2 separate regions of the Mus musculus genome follow, and region 2 is linked to region 1. The links are chromatin loops, found by intact Hi-C in ENCODE. Cell type or tissue: left cerebral cortex. All regions are shown on one strand. Links, peaks and the distances in the headings refer to the core of each region. The heading gives the core; the rest is flanking DNA.

Region 1 (9,250 bases), core at 163-8,162:
CCTCAGAGGCTCCGCCCAGTGAGCGTGAGCCTTGGTGGGCGGGGTCTCACGGGAGGGGAGTCCTCCGGAGGCCCCGCCTTCTGCACCGCTGGGTCTGCTGCAGACCAGGCTTGAAGGTGGAGGAAGCTCCGCCCCCTCTGCTGCGGCGTTTCGAGCCCCGAGTCAGGCTGCGGTTTGAGCAGCTGCCCGCTTAGGCTGTCCCCTACCCACAACGGCTGGAGAGCTTATGGCTATTCACCCTGCTTTCCCGAGTTCCCCCTTGAAGTCCTCTGGCTGTTGAGGCCTTCTTGGAGTCAGTAGGTTTCTTCGCTCCTAGCCTTCTGCAATCAACAGTCACAATATTAAAAACACTAGTAGGTGCAGAAGAGAGGGCTCAGCACTGGGTGGTGGTGGCAAAGACTTTAATCCCAATACTCGGGTGGCAGAGGCAGGTGGATCTCTGAGTTCAGAGCCCAGCTTGGTCTACAGAGTGAGTTCCAGGACAGCTAGGGATATACCGAGAAACCCTGTGGAGGTGGGGGGTCGGTTAGCGGATAAAGGAAGCCTAATCAGCTGAGTCCTCTCCCGAAATCCACGTACACAAATCCAACTTATACAAAGTTGTCCTCTGGCCGCAACACCCTGGCCATAGCATGCGCTCTACACTGATAATAAATTAAAAAAACAAAACAAAACAAAAAACCCTGCGACCTACAGTTTCTGGGTGCCAGCTGTGCGAGCTTCCACTTCGCAAGTCTTCTCTGACCCTGGAGAGTACCGCCGACCTGAGTCAATAAATACTTGCTGCGTCATATCATGGACCTCTGCCAGAGCATGCTGCAGAGGCTCAGAAGTGATGCATGAGATTGAGCTCACCTGGAGTGGGTGCAGTTTAGCGCCGTGCCCTCCACCACTCCGCGCAGACCACCCTGCGGAGGTGCTGGGGAGACGCTGTACCACCCGCCCACCCGCCAAGCAGCTCCATCTCAGGCTTCAGTCTCCAGGTACTGTAGATCCTTGTGCGCAGGAGCTAAAGACAAAATTAAATTGAGAGAAAAGACTCCAACCATAGCACCGGGGAGTAATCCTTGAAAAAAATGTTTAGACGTCCAAATACCAAGAACTACACAGGAAATATTCAAAAAGGGAAAGAAAAATTAAATTAAAAAGGGAGAGAAAAGTCCACAAAGACAGGAAGTTGATGAGTGCCTTGAGACTGGAGGAAAGGGGTGGGACGTTCTTTGGGGCCAATAAGCATGTTTGTTCCGTAATTAGACGAGTGAATGAACAGCCTTATTAAATATATTGAAACGCACAGAAGCCGGGTGAGGTGGCACACGCCTTTAATCCCAGTACTCAGGAGGCAGGGGCAGGCAGATTTCTGAGTCCAAGGCCAGCCTGGTCTACAGAGTGAGTTCCAGGAAAGCCAGGGCTACACAGAGAAACCCTGTCTCGAAAAACAAACAAACAAACAAAACCAACTCACAGAGCATGCATGGTAGCATGCGCTTCTCAGGCCAGTACTCTAGAGTGAGAGGTTCCTAAAAGCTCCTGACCAGACTACTTAATTAATTTCTCACAGGACTTCCAAGGACACCCTTTTAACCTCTCTCAGCTCCTTCATGGATGAGAATAACAAATACCCATACAAAAAACATAACTTTTTTTTTAATTTTCTGAGGCAGGGTTTGACTGTATAGTGGTCCTGGATGTCCTACAACTCATTCTGTAGACCAGGCTGGCCTTAAACTCACAGAGATCATCTACCTACCTCTGCCTCCTGAGAGCTGGGATTAATGAGTAGTGACACCAGGCTTGGCTTAAATATTCTTAAAAACAATACTAGATATCACGCTTGGGGAATCGTATCTCAATTTTATGTTAGTATGTGTGTGCATGTGTGTGTTCATGCATGCAGGTTCGGACAACATCTCACTAGATAGCCCTAGCTGGCCTGGAGCTCAGATATGAACCTGCTTTTGCCTCCAGATTAAAGGCATGCTCTCCCCCACATCTAACTCATTTGGGGTTTTTTGTTTTGTTGTATTTTTCTCACACTGTAGCCCAGGCTCGGCCTCAGACTTAAGACAATTCCTGCCTCAGCCTCCTGAATGTTGGGGTTACAGGTTTAAACCATCATATCTGATTAACAGTTATGCTTTACAGATAAGGCAAGTTTTGTGTTTTTTTTTTTTAATTTTTAGACAATATTTCACCATGTAGCCCTGGCTGATCCCTATGTGAACCAGGCTGACCTTGAACTCACAGAAACCTACCTCCCTCTGCCTTTAGAGTGCTGGAACTAACGGTGTACACCACTTCACACAGCAATAGTTTTGTTTTTGTTTTGTTTGTTTTTTGAGACAGGGTTTCTCTGTATAGCCCTGGCTGTCCTGGAACTCACTTTGTAGACCAGGCTGGCCTCAAACTCAGAAATCCGCCTGCCTCTGCCTCCTGAGTGCTGGGATTAAAGGCGTGTGCCACCACTGCCCGGCTGTTGTTTTTCAAGACAGGGTTTCTTTGTGTAGCCAGGCTGGCCTCAAACTCACAGAGATCTTCCTGCCTCTGCTGGGATTAAAGGCATATACCACCAAATTATATATATATATAATTTATTTTATAGGGCTAGGCACAGTGGTGGCACACTCTGTAACCCTAACACTGGTGAGGCAAAGGAAAGATCTGAGTTTAAAGCCAGCCTGGTCAACATAGCTGACTCCTGGCCAGCCAAGGCTATATAGTGAGACATCTCTCAAAAAATATCTTTTTAAGCCGGGCGTGGTGGCACACATCTTTAATCCCAGCACTTGGGAGGCAGAGGCAGGCAAATTTCTAAGTTCAAGGCCAGCTTGGTCTATAGAGTGAGTTCCAGCACAGCCAGGGCTATACAGAGAACCCCTGTCTTGAAAAAACAAACAAACAAAAAATATATAAATAAAATAAAATAAAATATCTTTTTAATTCTGTGTGTGCATGTGTATACATTTGCAAGTGTGTGGTGTACTCCATTAATTCCAGCACTTGGGAGGCAGAATCAGACAGATCTCTGAGTTCAAGGCCAGCCTGGTCCTCAAAGTAAGTTCTAGGACAGCCAGGGCTACAGAGAGAAACCCTGTCTCGAAAAAAAGGTCAGACAGACAGAAGGAAAGGGAGAAAAAGAGAAAAGCTACAAACTAATATAGAATTGTAGATGGAGAACGTTCCAGAGACAATTTGAAACCACTGGCCATGAGTACCCCAGGGAGATGGGAGAAAGGACACACACCTACCAGCCATCTACTGTAGACAGAGCAATTGTCTCAAGTCCGTCAGAGACCCAGAAGACAGGGTTCTCCAAGGTCATCCTGGCCCTGGCCCTGGCCCTTACTATGTCAACCTGTGCATTGCTAAAGGAAAGGTGTCAAGAAGTGACCTTTATAGAAGGCATTTTGAAATGAAGACTTGGCAGGAAGCCACATGCCAGCAGGTTTATGGCATGTGAGGATTGTAAACATGGCCTATGGTCAGCTGTCGTGGAAAGCCTCACTGTACAGGGAAGAGGAAGAGCAAAGGACAGAGCAAAACCAAGTCTTTTTCTTAATATGGGAAAGGGTTTACAAACTAAGGGAAGCGTGCCAGCAGAGAGGTTGAACAGGAGAGCAGAGGACATCTTGGAAGATGGAAGGAAAGGGCCGGTATCGCCCACTTCTTCATTGCTGTATTCTGTGGAATTTCAACAGCTTTAGCAACTGAGACCATCGTTGCTCCTTTACAAAATGAGATGTCTGGAGAAGCAGAAGTCAAGAAATGTTCCAGGCAGCAGGTGAAGAGCAGACAGGGTCATATTCAAAGGCCAGGCTTTTCTGCAGACAGATGACAGGGTTTTTTTTTTTAAGATTCAAAGCACAAAAAGATACACCCGCAAGAAAACAACAAAGCAAAGTGGTACACACTTTTAATCCCAGCACTCCAAAACAGAGGCAGGCAGATCTCAAGGCCAGCCTGCTCTAAACAGCGAGTTCTAGGCCAGCCAACTCTACATAATGAGATCCTGTCTCAAAATGAGGAAAACAGATTAATCAGTTCCACATTTTTAAAAAATCTATTTTTATTACATTCATTTGTGTGTGTGTGTGTGTGTGTGTGTGTGTGTGTGTGTGTGTGTGTGTGTGTGCATCCCACATGTGTGTAGATACCAGAAGATGGTGTAAGATCCCCTGGAGCTGGAGTTACACCTGACATGGGTGCAGAAAACTAAATTGGGGTCTTCTGGACAGACAGTATATTAACGGCTGAGTCATTTCTCCAGCTAGAGTGAGAATTTCGGTTTCTATAAAGACACAGTTATGGGGGCAGGGGGGCTGAAGGGATGGCTCAGCCATTAAGAACACTGTCTGTTCTTCCTGAGTTCAAATCCCAACAACCACATGGTGGCTCACAACCATCTATACTGAGAACTGATGCCCTCTTCTGGTGTGCAGGTGTACATACAGACAGAGCACTCATACATAAATAAATATATCTTAATCAAACAGACAAACCAACAATATTTATGTTATGTAAATATGCTTTTGTGGTTTTTAAAGATTTCTTTATTTTATAAATATAAGAAGGTGTCAGATCTTATTAGGGATGGTTGTGAGCCACCATGTGGTTGCTGGGATTTGAATTCAGGACTTTTGGAAGATGCTCTTAACCACTGAGCCATCTCTCCAGCCCCATGCTTTTGTTTTAATCCCAGATGTTGTCCATAGCAGCTGACTGTGATTTGTAGACCAGGCTGGCCTTGAACTCAGAAATCCGCTTGCTTCTGCCTCTTGAGTGCTAGGATTAAAGGTGCTCGCCACAACACCCGGCTCTTGCGGACTCTTGAGAGGGTATAAAAGTGCCAGAGCACGAGGGCCTGGGGAGGCTGCTGCTCCCTGTGCCGCTGCTGCTGCTCCCTGTACTGCTGCTGCTGCTGCTGCTCCCTGCTCCCTGTGCTGCTGCTCGCTGCGCCGCTGCTGCTCCCTGCTATGCTGCTGTTCCCTGTGCTGCTGCTCCCTGTGCTGCTGCTGCTGCTCCCTGCTACGCTGCGGCTCCCTATGCCACTGCAGCTCCCTGTGCTGCTGCTGCTCCATGTGCCACTGCTGCTCCCTCTGCTGCTGATGCTGCTCCCGGTGCCGCTGCTGCTCTCTGTGCCACTGCTGCTCCATGTGCCACTGCTGCTCCCGGTGCTGCTGCTGTTCCCTGTGCTGCTGCTCCCTGCGCCGCCGCTGCTGCTATGGTTGTCAAGAGGGTCATGAACAAAGAGAAGAGAAGTTGGATATCTTGACTACAAAGATTGGACTTATCCCAAGGAGCTCAATGCTCCTAGTCAGCCGGAAGTACTCTAAAGAGATCTATGCCCCCTTCTCCCTCTCACCTTTCTAGCCTACCTATTGTCAGGAGGTTGGAAGGGATTGTGGTAGAGGAGGGTGATAGATATAAGAACCCAATAAAGTAGCCAAGAATTAAGGTCACATCTAGCTCTACTCTCTTTTTTATTACTATTATCATCATTTTCATTATCATTATTATTTTATTGTTGTTCTTTCAAGACATAGTCTCAGGGCTGGAGAGATGGGTCAGTCTGCTCTTCCAGAGGTCCTGAGTTCAAATCTCAGCAACCACATGGTGGCCCACAACCATCTGTAATGGAATCGGTAACCTCTTCTGGTGTGTCTGAAGACAGCTACAGTGTACTTATGTATAATAATAAATAAATCTAAAAAAAAAATAAACCCATAGTCTCACTATATAGCTCTGGCTATCCTAGAATTCACTATGTAGATCAGGCTAGCCTCAAACTCCTGGAGATCCACCTTCCTCTGCCTCCCAAGCGCTGGGATTAAAGGTGTGTGCCACTATACCCAGCTTCTACCCCCTCTTTATGGATCTCCTTATGTGGACCAGTCTGGCCTGGAATTGGAATACTGGGATTAAAGAAGCATGTCATGCAGCCCTAGACTAATCATCTCTAAATGACCTGAAAGTGGCTATGGTTGGATATGATACTGCATGCCTTTCATCCCATTTCCAGACAGTACGTTTTCTGGGTTTTTTTGTTTGTTTGGTTGGTTGGTTGGTTAGTTTTTTTGAGACAGAGTTTCTCTGTGTAACCCTGGCTGTTCTGGAACTCACTCTGTAAACCAGGCTGGCCTTGAACTCAGAAATCCACCTGCCTCTGCCTCCCGAGTGCTGGGATTAAAGGCATGTGTCACCACGCCCCGCTATTTTCTGTTTTTTTTTTTTTAATTTATGATTTGTGTGTGTGTGTGTGTGTGTGTGTGTGTGTGTGTGTGTGTGTGTGTGTGTGTACTCAGACCTCAGTGTACCCACAGTGGTCAAAAGAATCATTTGATCCTCCAAAATTGAAGTCAGTGTGCAGGAACCAAATTCAAGTCCTCTGCAAGAGCATACTTTTTTGTTTGTTTGCTGTTTGAGACAGAATTTCTCAGTGTAGCCCTGGCTGTCCTGGAACTCACTCTGTAGACCAGGCTGGCCTTGAACTCAGAAATCCACCTGCCTCTGCCTCTGCCTAAATGCTGGGATTAAAGGTGAGTGCCACAAGTGCCCAGCCTTTTTTTTTTTAAAGACAGGGTTTCTCTGCCTCTCCTAAGTGCTGTGATCAAAGGTGTGTGCCACCACTGCCTGACTACAACCAGTGATCTTAACTGCCAAGCCATCATTTTGTCCCCTAAGTTTTTAAAAGATGTATTGATTTATGTATAGGTGTGCCTGTAGTTTGCTCAAAGAGGCCAGAAGGCGTCAGACCTCTGAAACTAGAGTTATCATTGTCTGTGAGCTACCTGATGTGGATGCTGGAAACCAAACCAGAAACCCAGCAAGACCAGTAAGTGCTCTTAACCATTGAGCCATCTCTCTAGCCTAATAAGTATGGTTTGTTTTTTGTTTGTTTGTTTGTTTGTTTTGTTTTGTCTTAAAAACCATACATCTTAACCAGGCGTGGTGATGCACGCCTTTAATCCCAGCACTCGGGAGGCAGAGGCAGGTGGATTTCTGAGTTTGAGGCCAGCCTGGTCTACAAAGTGAGTTCCAGGACAGCCAGGGCTACACAGAGAAGCCCTGTCTCGAAAAACCAAAAAAAAAAAAAAAAAAAAAAAGAAAGAAAGAAAGAAAGAAAGAAAGAAAGAAAGAAAGAAAGAAAGAAAGAAAGAAAGAAAGAGGGTCTCACTGTGTATTGGCTCACTGTGTAGACAAGACTGGCTTTTTTTTTTTTCTTTCGAAAAAATTATACGTCTTTTAGGGCCTACAAGACTGTTCAGCAGGTGAAGGCATTCCTACACAAGCCTGGTGACTCTAGTTTGATCCCTAGGACCTATATAAAGGTGGGGAGACAGACTGACTCCATGAAGCTGTCTTCTGACATTCACACAAATACCCACACACATCATACACATTCTCACACATCATCATCATCATAATAAAGAAATGGAATTTAGCACTGGAGAGATGGCTCAGTGGTTAAGAGCACTGACTGCTCTTCCAGAGGTCCTGAGTTCAATTCCCAGCAACCACATGGTAGCTCACAACCATCTGTAATGAGATCTGATGCACTCTTGTAGTGTGTCTGAAGACAGCTATAGTGTACTCATATAAATAAAATAAATAAATCAAAAAAAAGAAAGAAAGAAAGAAAGAAAGAAAGAAAGAAAGAAAGAAAGAAGGCATTTTGAAAAGAAAGTAGAAAATCACATTTAAGAAAAATAAAAAAAAAGAGGGTCTGGCGTGGTGGTACACACCTTTAGTCCCAGCACTCAGAAGGCAGAGGCAGGTGGATTTCTGAGTTTGAGGCCAGCCTGGTTTACAGAGTGAGTTCCAGAACAGCCAGGACTATACAGAGAAACCCTGTCTCGAAAAACAAAAAACAAAACAAAACAAAAAAAATCCAAACAATTGAATTATTTTTTTTACACAGACACTTTTAGTTTTGTTTTATACACATATAAGATTTCACTGTGTCATCCTAGCTGTCCTAGAACTAGCTCTGTAGACAAGGCTGGTCTTGAACTCAGATCCACCTGCCTTTGCAAAGTGCTGGGATTAAAGGCATAGTATATTATGTACGTCTAGATTCTATTAATTTTTTTTTCTTTTGCTTTTTCAAGACAGGGTTTCTCTGTGTAGCCCTGGCTGTCCTGGAACTCACTTTGTAGACCAGGCTGGCCTCGAACTCAGAAATCTGCCTGCCTCTGCCTCCCAAGTGCTGGGATTAAAGGCATGTGCCACCATGCCTGGCTCTATTAACTATTACTACTACTACTACTACTACTATTATTATTATTATTGGCTTTTTGAGCTGAGTTTCCCTATGTAGCCCTGGATGTCCTGGAACTTTCTCTGTAGACCACTCTGGCCTTAAACTTAGAGATCAGCCTGCCTCTACCTCCCAAGGCTAGGATTAAAGGCATAAACAGCTACAGCTGGTAATTTTTTTTTTGAAGCAAAGTTTCACTTTACAGCTCAGTCCGTGCTTGTAGCCATTCTCCTCTCTCAGCCTTCAGGATACTTGGATTACAGCTGTGTGCCACCATACCCAAAATATCGGGGTTTTAAAATAGATAGATAGATAGATAGATAGATAGATAGATAGATAGATAGATAGATAGATAAACAAACCATAGTAACTAATAATATAAAAGAAACCAGAAAGGGAAACAAAGAAACAAGAAAACCCGATCAGTTCAGGAAAATATTCAAACCAGAAAAAGAAGGAAGGAAGAGAAAGAGCAGATCAGTAGGGCCAACAAAACACACAAAATGAGTGGCTGGAAAGATGTTTCAGAGGTTAAAAGCACCGGCTCTTTTCCAGAGGACCCATCCAGTGGCTCACCATGGTCTGTAACTCCAGTTTCAGGAGATCCAACACTCTCTTCTGACCTTGTGGGACATATATCGTACATGGACATAAATGCTAGCAAAACACACATACACATAAATTGAACACATACACACACAAACACAGGAACAACAGGAAAACATGAACTAGGATCACAGTATTCATGCCATACAAGAAAATAGGCCAGCCCTCAGGAGGCAGAAATAGACAAATCTTGGAGTTTAAGACCAGGCTGGCAGGGTGTGGCGGCGCACGCCTTTAATCCCAGCACTTGGGAGGCAGAGGCAGGCAGATTTCTGAGATGGAGACCAATCAATATGAATGTATAACAGAGCTATTAAGTATATTCTAGAATGCAGATATTCCACAAGGTCAGAAGAAATTCTTAGGTAACAGCAAGGCAGCAGACAA
Region 2 (9,002 bases), core at 1,003-9,002, 89 kb before region 1:
ACAAGCCCCTTATCCTGTTCTGCAGCTCCAGGGCCTGGAATCGTGGGTCTGTGTGAGCCATTCTCAGGTATGATCCTGGGCTCCTGGGCCTGTCCCCTGCCTTATGCCTACCTGGCTCCTACCCTCCACCCTTGACTCCCCAAACTCACTCACTGGCACTGCAGTCTGCCTCATAAGCCATAGCGCACGCGCGCCCTCAAATTAAACAGGCCTTGCCTTGAACTCTGGCGCCTGTGTGTTTTCTGAATCTTCAGTTGAGGGGTAGTGGGGAGGAGTAAGGCCCATTCCAGACGACCTTTAGGTGAGTGAGGAACAACGTCATCCTCTCCTCCCACTGTGTCAAGTCCTGAGTCTAGAGTTCCTCTGTTAACATGGGGTGGGTTCCAGGCACAGGCCAAGTGTGAGTTTGGAAGCTAGGTCCAGAGGAGTGCTGGGCCGCAGGACAGTGTGTGAGAGTTCACAGGGATGCTTCCCCCATAGGCTTCCCAGCAGCTGGCTGCAGCTGGCTCTGTTTCCTCCCTCCTCGGTTTATGCTCCCCTCCCATCCCTCCCTCCCTCACTGTCCCCACGCAGTCTCTCAGACGATCCTGCCCCCACATGGGATTGGAGCGGACACACTGCATCACACACATGCTTTTTCGCCTCATCTGAAGCCAACGGGCCAAGAAATCAACTGTGAAAAACTTCCCAGGTTTATTGCAAACACCCCCCAAAGTTTACCACCCCGCCCCACAAAGGCACCTCACAGACACTAGCCAGAGGAAGCCCTATGGCCCTTAGAGATCCTGGGCAGCAGGGCACAGGGCCTTGTTGAGGCAAGCCTGACATCGAGGATGGACAGGAAGACAGATCTGTTGGCCGAAGCCTACCAGTAGTCCGTTGACCTCACTCCACAGCACCCTGTGAGGGTAAGAGAAAGGTCAGTGTGGATGACAGCAGGACACCTCCCTCCCCCAAGCTCACCAAGCTACACTGTACCTGGGTAGCCACTCTTCCAAGTTCTTACGTGTCTCTTCTGGGGTCTTGGTCATCTTCTTGGTCCACCTCAGTCGGTTGGCTATTCTGTGCACATGTGTGTCCACTGCTGCTTGGAGACAAGGCAGGCTGACCAAGGGCACTCTGCCAGCTGGGCTGTGTCCCTATCCCAGTCCCCGGTCCTAAGCAAGTGTGGCTAGGTGACAGCCCAGGGTCCCTCCCATGAGAGAAGGTACAGTAAGTATCTGCAGTGGCTGTCTGAGTGAGCCCTCAATCTGGCGTGTAAGCAGCCTGGTTTTTGTTTGTTTTTGAGACAGGGTCTTTCTTCAAGGCCTTGACTATCCTCCTAGAATTTACTATGTAGACCAGCCTAGCTTCAAACTCAAGAAATCCACCTGCCTCTGCCTCCCAAGTGATGAGATTAAAGGCTTGCAGGTGGATCTCTGAGTTTAAAGCCAGCCTGGTCTGTGAAGTGAGTTCCAGGACAGCCAGGGCTACAGAGAAACCCAGTTTCAAAACAAGACAAAACGAAACAACCGAAGGGTAAGGCAGGCATGGCGGTTCCTTCCCAGCACTTAAAAGGTTTAAGTAGCAGTGCTCTGAATTCAAGGCAAGCTTGGGCTACAGAGTAAGGCTGTCTCAAACAAACAAACAAACAAACAAACAAACAAACAACAAAAACAAAACACCTCTATCCTGGGAAAAACAAAACAAGCCTCAAACCCCAAAGTGTGAACTTAGTCTAAATCCAAGAATGAGGCCTGGATTAGAAAAGGGCCTCCCTCTGCTTCCTCTGCTCCATCTTCCTGGGTCCTACGGCCCCTTCCAAGCTATCCACTGGCTTTGAGCACTGGACTGGGTGGCAGAAGCTTGGCCCTGTGGGTCACTGTTGCAGAGGTAGCTGGTACCTGCTACGAAATTACTGGGGACAGAATGGGGAGCAGGATCAGGGTGGCTCCAGCTGTGTTCCAATCCCTGCTCCCATCCGCTGGCCACTGTAGGGTTTCGGCCTCATGCCTTCACTGGGGGCTCCTGCCAAGCCACCTGCTCAACTGCAATGCCTGCCTTTCTGTTTCAAAGGTTTGTCAAACAGCTTGCTAGTCCCCATGCCAGCTCCCTGATGGTGCTAACTGTCTGGGGAAAAGGCTGGAGGTGCAGGCTGAGGGGCCATATCATGGAAGCCTTTTCCTTCTCCGTGTCACAGAGGCGAGCATACTCATTAGAACCCCAGAGGCCCAACGCAGGACCACATGTATAAACCTCCTATGTTGGCCAGAAGGGCTTCCTATGCATTTGTGGTGTTTCGGAGGGCAGTCACTTCACTGGAGGTGAACTCAAGCTCAGAGAGGCCCTATGTTTGACCTAAGGTCACCCAGCTGCAAAGGTCAGAACTCCAGAGTTCCAGCTTTTTCATTTGAGAGAACACATTTTCTCCTCAAGAGGCAACCCTAGGGCTCTCACAGCAGGTAGACTACAGAGAAGTGGGTGGACTCAGCCCTTGTCCTGACCACTGCATGCATAATTCCCTGCAGGGCCCTTCCCCCACAGAGCTACCCAACAAAGACACTTCCTACTCCTGGGACACAGGCAGCTGAGGACACCAGCTAGATAAGCTCAAGTGTCAACTAAGAGGCTGCTGGTGGCTTTGGGAGGGGAGGAGTGGAGACTGAGGCGGGAGGCCTCACCCACTTCCTACCTGGCCTGGCTCTTCCAATGCTCACTGTTCTTCAGTGCCAACAAGCAGTCACCAGCTTCCAGTCAAAGCCCTGGGCCCCTAGCTGCCCTCTACCCACTGAGCAGTGCTAAAAGGCCCTACCAGCTTAGAAACCTCTGACGGAATCCCTCCATTGGGCACATGCAGGAGCCAAGGGTTGGGAGCCCAAAGAGAGTTCAGGACTAAATCTTGTTTTTTTTAATGTGACCACAGGAGCCCCGACAACTCTAGGCAAATCTCTGAGAAGGCAGCACCTCTGTCACTGCCCCAGGGAGTATGTCTTCAACCTAGCTACACCAAGGTGCTTCAAATGCTACCAGATGATACTCAGAAAAAGGATGCCAGACATCACTGCCCATTCTCATCCCACAAGACCACCTTCCTCTTCCTCCACCACGACATCAATTTGCCTCACCCATTCTAGAGCTTTCTGTGTCGTTACTCAGCTTTATGGTTGCTCTTCCTTCTGTCTGGGACACACTTCCACCTCTTGGTCCCACTAACTCACAAGAAACTCTAAACTGAAACATGACCTCAGAAAGATTTCCTGGGGTTAGGCACAGTCAAGCATGATTATAAGCCCGGGATTTATGGAGCTGAGGCAGATTCGATGGGTGGTGGTGGCGCACACCTTGAAATCCTGGTACTTGGGAGGCAGAGGCGGGCAGATCTCGGTGAGTTCGAGGCCAGCCTGGTCTACAGAGTGTGTTCCAGGACAGCCAGGGCTACACAGAGAAACCCTGTCTCAAAAATAAAACAAAACAACCCAACAAACAAACAAATACCACCCCCCAAAAACCAAAACCGAAAGGTTTTCCAGAGCCCTAAGTCAGGCTCCACAGTGTGTGCACATCAGCTGGCTTCAAGTCCCTCATAGAGATCAGCATGCAGATGGAACCCGGCCAACGTTGAGTTCTTGTCTTCAGCACCCAGCAGTCAGTCTGCTCAACACTGACCATACCCTTTTGCTACTCTGGTTTGAGTCACAAAAACTTTGGGGAACCCCAATAGAACCCAAGAAGAATCAAGCTCAGAGCTGACTTCTCCCTCCTTGTGGCGCAAACGACTCACCTATGCCTGATATGGTCCCCCAGGCCACAGCCATAGCCAAGTGTGCCATCTTGGGCCCAACACCTGGCAAGGCTACCAGCTCAGCCACGGAAGCAGGGATGTCCCCTTCGTAGCGCTGCTGCAGGATGGCGGTTGTCTGCTTGATGTATTTTACCTTGTTCTGAAAGATGGTGTGGGTCAGCCTTGGGGCAAGGCATAGCCTAATCGGGAGGACCCATAGGTGCCCAGCGTCACAGATCACCTGCCTATGTCCCACCTCTCCAGGAGGTGAAGAAGGCAGCAAAGAGGCCTGAAGGAACTCCTGGCAGGTCTCCAGCGCATAACTAGACACCCCCCCCCTAGTGTGTGGGAACCAGTTGGGGTCCTCTGCCTCAGTATTCCCTCCAGAGGCTAAGCAGTACCTAGACTCAATAGCACCTGGGCCTTCAGGAAGGAAGGCTGGAGCCTGGGACTCCCCCAGGCAACCGACAGAACAGCTGGGTGGTTCCCATCCTGTGCCTGAGTGGAGAGGGCTATTTAAAACCAATCTGATAGACGGTGGCCCACGCAGTGCCAAGGGGAAGCGCCCTCCCCACAGTTCCACCCACCTCCCAGGGTTCTGTGGAGTGACACAGTCTGGGGAGCCTAGGAGGGGAAGGGAAGGAAAGGAAGTGGAGGCAGCTGGGTAGGAGGGTAGAGAAATGAAGGGATGTGTAGAGGTGCATCCCAGGAACTTCAGGGGCAGGGTACTAGCCCCATGGGATAGACCTGTGGCAAGTCAGAAGCATGAAGAGTCTCTGTCGTCAGAGATGCCCGCCTCACATCCTCAGAACAGTGCCCCCTCTTGGCTCTGTTGCCAAAGGTAATGCTTACCCTCCAGAAGCCCACAGGGTAGATGAGTCTGCCTAGCGTGTCATCATCGGTCTGCAGGATGCTCTCCACAGTCAAGCCCCGGGCCCGGAGCCGTTGCATAGCACCTGCTGTGACCTGGTCTTTGGTCTGGCTGGAGAGCATCAGCGACAGGAGTACCTGGTACCTCCTCACCTGCTTGTGCAAGGACGGGTCCCAGTCAAGTCCCTTACCCATCTGTCTTGTCACATACTTCTATAGAGTAGCCGAAGCTTGGATGAATTGCTTGGAATCATACCTTGTATGGGATGGATATTAGACCATAGCTAGCTGCTACTGTTACAGTGTAACACTACTCATTTTATAGACAAGAAGGGCCAGAGTTAGAGATACTCAGGATACCAGGATCCGAAGGTAGTTAGCCCTATGGTTAGTCTAAGGAACCAACACAATGTAAGGGAGTCTGCTTCTCCTGCATTATTGGATGTTCCCAAATGCACCACCACTGTGCATGAGGCTTCAAGTCTCAGACACTCTGCCATGCACGGTGGCCACAATGATTGACAGGTGATGTACGTTGTACATGTTCTAAGGTTATGGGAGGAGCGCATCTTCCTGGGTATGTATGTATGTATGTATGTATGTATGTATCCTCCTGTATGGCAGCAGGGAGAGCTGGCAGGTCTTGCTCTTTTTCTGGTAGAGACCTAAAAGGAAGTAAGCACCTTGCTGGATAGGCGGAGGTGTTGCATACCTTCGGGGAGGCACTTGCATCATAGCAGTGCTCGGCGCCTAGCTGGTCCACAGGTGCATCCTTCTTGCTTCTCATGATGCGGATGTTGGCCAGTTGCTGCTGCCAGTTCTGGGGCTCCCAAACGGGCACTTTGAGGGGCTCAGCATCTTCGCCTTCCTCACCATTAGCCGCTTCATAGGCCACATGCGTTTTCTGTGTTCTCCGTGGATGTCTCACGGGCCTGTGGCTTTTTCTTCCTTCTGCAAAAAAGTGCCATTCAGTCTTTGGAGTGGGTTTTATATGAGGGTGGGGGAAGGGTGCTGCTTACCTGCCAATCCACATCCCCACACTTGTTTGTGCAACTAACTGTCCATTATCTACCACGATGTGTACAGAAGTGCTGTGCTCTGCCCTTGTCACAACAGTACATGACAGTCTGACAAAGTGCCTGTTAGCACACCGACACTAGTAACAGCCTCTAGGATAATATAACCTCTCTCCTTTGTCCCAAGTCCTTTGAGTTACATTCAAGAGAACCTCTCTCTTCACACCCAAACTGGACAGTGCAACTCCCCTTTCAGAAATCGTTGCATTTAGGATGAGCTCCAAACTCTACTACTATAAAACATTTGCTGCCTTAACAGTATCAACACTTTCTGTGGCCCTTGGCCCTTGCCAAGCCTCAGCCTGGATCCCAGCGGATCTCTACTACTGAACCGATTCTGGGAGACCATTGCTGCCTACGCACACTCCTGCTCTAGCCACTTATGTCTAAGTCCCAGGCGGGGACGGGCTGATAATTACTCCCTGAGTACCACTAGTTGGCACATAGTAGGCCCTTAATGGCTACAGGACAAACACAATGAGTGCCATGCCCTTTCCTGTTTTCTCTCTGGGCCTGTTTTCTTTCAGAACCACCGTCCAGCTGGGAGAGAAGACTTCTAGCTGGGTGTGTTCTTGGCACACAGCCTGGCCCTACAAGAGAGGGAGGCAGCTCTGAGAACAGAGCTGTGTCCCACGGACAGCCTGGAGCAAGTGAATGTCCTAAGCTAGGCTGGTTGGACTAAAACTTTTCACTGGCGATAAGGGTGGATGAATACATCCAGAACCCAGTCTTACGGACCCTGCAGACCCTGCGGGTCCCAGACCCTTGGAAGAAGCTAGAAGTGGGGCCACGTGAGATTTAAGCGTAGCTTCAATTCAAGATTCAAGGCAGCTGCCTACTCCGCGGCGCCTAGAGTTTAGGTCAGATGCTGCGGCCCGGGACGCAAGCCTGGAGCCAAAGTTCCACGTTCCTCCTTTCCTCCAAAACGCCTGCAGGCGCAGAGCTACCTGCAGCAGCCTCTCGCGGGGCGAGCTCCTCCCTACACCCTTCCGACGCGATCCTAGTCGCGCGGCTCCGACTGCGAGTCACCATCCGCACCCCTGAGTTCATGCCTGGGCTGTAAACTACTCCTCCGAGCAGCCCCGCGATCCCACCACTTGCTCAACGCGCACGCGAAACTACAATTCCCAGAGAGCTCAACGCAAATAGTCAGCAAAGCCTCGCCCCCGGAAGTACGGGTTGCGCTTCCGGCAGCTGCCCTGGGCCGGGGGTGTGCGCCCTTCCCTGGGTGCAGGAGGACCTGCGCGCGAAAGGCGCGCGCGGGGTGAGTAGCCCTGGAGGCTCTGACTGCTGGGGCGGGTTGCGATGGTTTGTGTGGTCGCGTCGCGATGGGGTGAGGGGAATTGGTCGTTCTGATTCCAATCCTCCGCCGCTCCCACCGCTGACAAGTCCTAGCGCTTCAAGCCCTCCATTGCGAATGTGAGCGGGCCTCTGCATCTATTCACGCGACAGCTCCTCCTTAACCTAGGGAGAACTAATGGCAATCAACAGGCGGGTCGCTAGAGTAAGCCTATACCTCCGGAGTTGATTTGTGGCTGAGTTCCTCCTGCATGGAGTTGAGTTGCCCCAGAGGCTGTAGGAAGGACAGGTTATTGCCTACCCTTGACCTAGGATTCTGGAGGTTCGCCTCGAGGGCAGAAGGGAGAACCTTTCCTGGGGTGTATCAAATAATATGTTTATTTCTACACAGAGCAGTTCTCTAGTACTGCCCTGCCCACCATGGCCAAACCAACAAGCAAAGATTCCGGCTTGAAGGAGAAGTTCAAGATACTGTTGGGATTGGGAACATCGAGGCCAAATCCCAGGTGTGCAGAAGGCAAACAGACTGAGTTTATCATCACATCGGAAATCTTGAGAGTGAGTGAGTGGCCAATGTCTTGGCTAGCCCAGCACAAAGGCTAGGAAGGCTGGGTTTGTCTGTCATTGGGTTCTGTGGGAGATGGGTTGCTGGTAACCATCTGCATAGGGCTGCTGTCCCCAGTACTGTGGAGACAGATATATGCCTGTCCTCAGGATCTTGGTGTCCTGCTTTAGCACACTTGCCTTAGAAGTTAGGTGTTGTATGAAAACTTATTTTGTTTAGTGTTATGGTAGATAGATGCCCTGTACTCTCTCAGCACGTGAGAGGCAGAGGAGATAGGATTATGAAGTTGGAGGCAACATAATTGTAACCCACCTGAGCTACAGTAGTGAGACTGGGTCCTCCTCTCCTCAAAGATGTTCGTTTCCTTTTTTAAATTGGAGATCCACCCTTTCTTTTTAGGAACTTTTAAAAAAAGATTTATTTATTTAACATACACACACACACACACACACACACACACACACACACACACACACACACACACTGTAGATGACACACCAGAAGAGGGCATCAGATCCCATCACAGATGGTTGTGAGCCACCATGTGGTTACTGGGAATTGAACTCAGGACCTCTGGAAGAGCAGTCAGTGCTCTTAACCACTGAGCTATCTCACCAGCCTCGAGATCCAGCCTTAAAAAACCAAACCAAACACAACAAAACAAAATGCTGGGTGATGGTGGTGGTTGGTGTATGCTGCTAATCCTGCCCAGCACTGGGGAAGTTCAGTACAGCCAGAGATACACAGAGAAACGCTGGAGAGACAGAGGAAGGGATGGAGCGAGGGAGGGAGAGAGAGAGAGAAAAAAAAACAGAGAGAGGAAAGAAACCCCATTGGTTTACAGGGGAAATGCAGAACAACGTTAGGTGGTTTATGGCCAGTGGGTAAGAAGACCTCTTTTTAAAAGCTCAGCCCTTTTCCTCTTTTCTCTTCTCTAGGAACTGAGTGGTGAATGCGGCCTCAACAATCGCATCCGAATGATAGGGCAGATCTGTGATGTGGCAAAAACTAAGAAGCTTGAGGAGGTGGGTTTGCCTCAGCTGCACTGCTGGAGTAGTGCATGCCCACTGCAGGCTGTAGAGAGTCATGCCCACTGCAGGCTCTAGAGAATCTCCAGTCTGCGGCTGCTGCCTTGAGCTGTCTTTTCTTGTTTTTGAGATGTGCTGTGTAGCCCTGACTGGCCTGGTATTGACTGTGTGGTTCAGGCTGATACGCTGTGAACTTGATGTGGTCTTCCTTCCTCAGCCTCTTCAGTGTAGATCAGGACTATAGGCATAGCCCAGAAAGCTAGCTTTGTGATGAGGCAGTTTTTACCATTTTAGAGAAATTTAGCTTTCATCTTAATGATGTGGAAGCTTCTAGAAATGCCCTAAGTGCAACCTGAGAGACTTACCTTGGTGGTAGCAAAAGAAATGAGCTTTCCCTGAATTCC

The links. Peaks named below come from ENCODE experiments on the same cell type or tissue, not always from the same donor. Only the 100,000 strongest peaks of a DNase experiment are listed, where the experiment ranks them.
Region 2: it touches region 1 in a loop (2.0-fold over the local background); 11 of 42 quality-filtered maps call a loop at or near these places.

Annotation. Positions count from the first base shown.
Region 1 is chr17:24,540,625-24,549,874 of GRCm38, reverse strand. Gm33508 (predicted gene, 33508) reads right to left here. Exons shown (of 3, transcript NR_169077.1): 3 at 3,096-3,821. It also overlaps a transcript of Pkd1 not described here. Among named protein-coding and RNA genes, the nearest start is that of Pkd1, 4.7 kb to the left of the region's middle. In left cerebral cortex, for the core only: a CTCF peak has its summit at 4,422 (motif pointing left); DNase peaks (open chromatin) are centred at 857, 1,189 and 5,088; H3K4me3 peaks cover 1,324 bases; H3K27ac peaks cover 1,380 bases.
Region 2 is chr17:24,630,506-24,639,507 of GRCm38, reverse strand. Tsc2 (TSC complex subunit 2) reads left to right here and starts at 6,881. Exons shown (of 42, transcript NM_001286713.1): 1 at 6,881-6,970; 2 at 7,397-7,563; 3 at 8,509-8,595. The coding sequence starts at 7,426. Nthl1 (nth (endonuclease III)-like 1 (E.coli)) reads right to left here and starts at 6,826. Exons shown (of 6, transcript NM_008743.2): 1 at 6,654-6,826; 2 at 5,343-5,581; 3 at 4,613-4,783; 4 at 3,761-3,920; 5 at 979-1,084; 6 at 670-900. The coding sequence starts at 6,756. The coding sequence ends at 777. Slc9a3r2 (solute carrier family 9 (sodium/hydrogen exchanger), member 3 regulator 2) reads left to right here. Exons shown (of 7, transcript NM_023055.2): 7 at 1-226. In left cerebral cortex, for the core only: a CTCF peak has its summit at 4,571 (motif pointing left); DNase peaks (open chromatin) are centred at 4,322, 6,303 and 6,845; H3K4me3 peaks cover 1,690 bases; H3K27ac peaks cover 2,397 bases.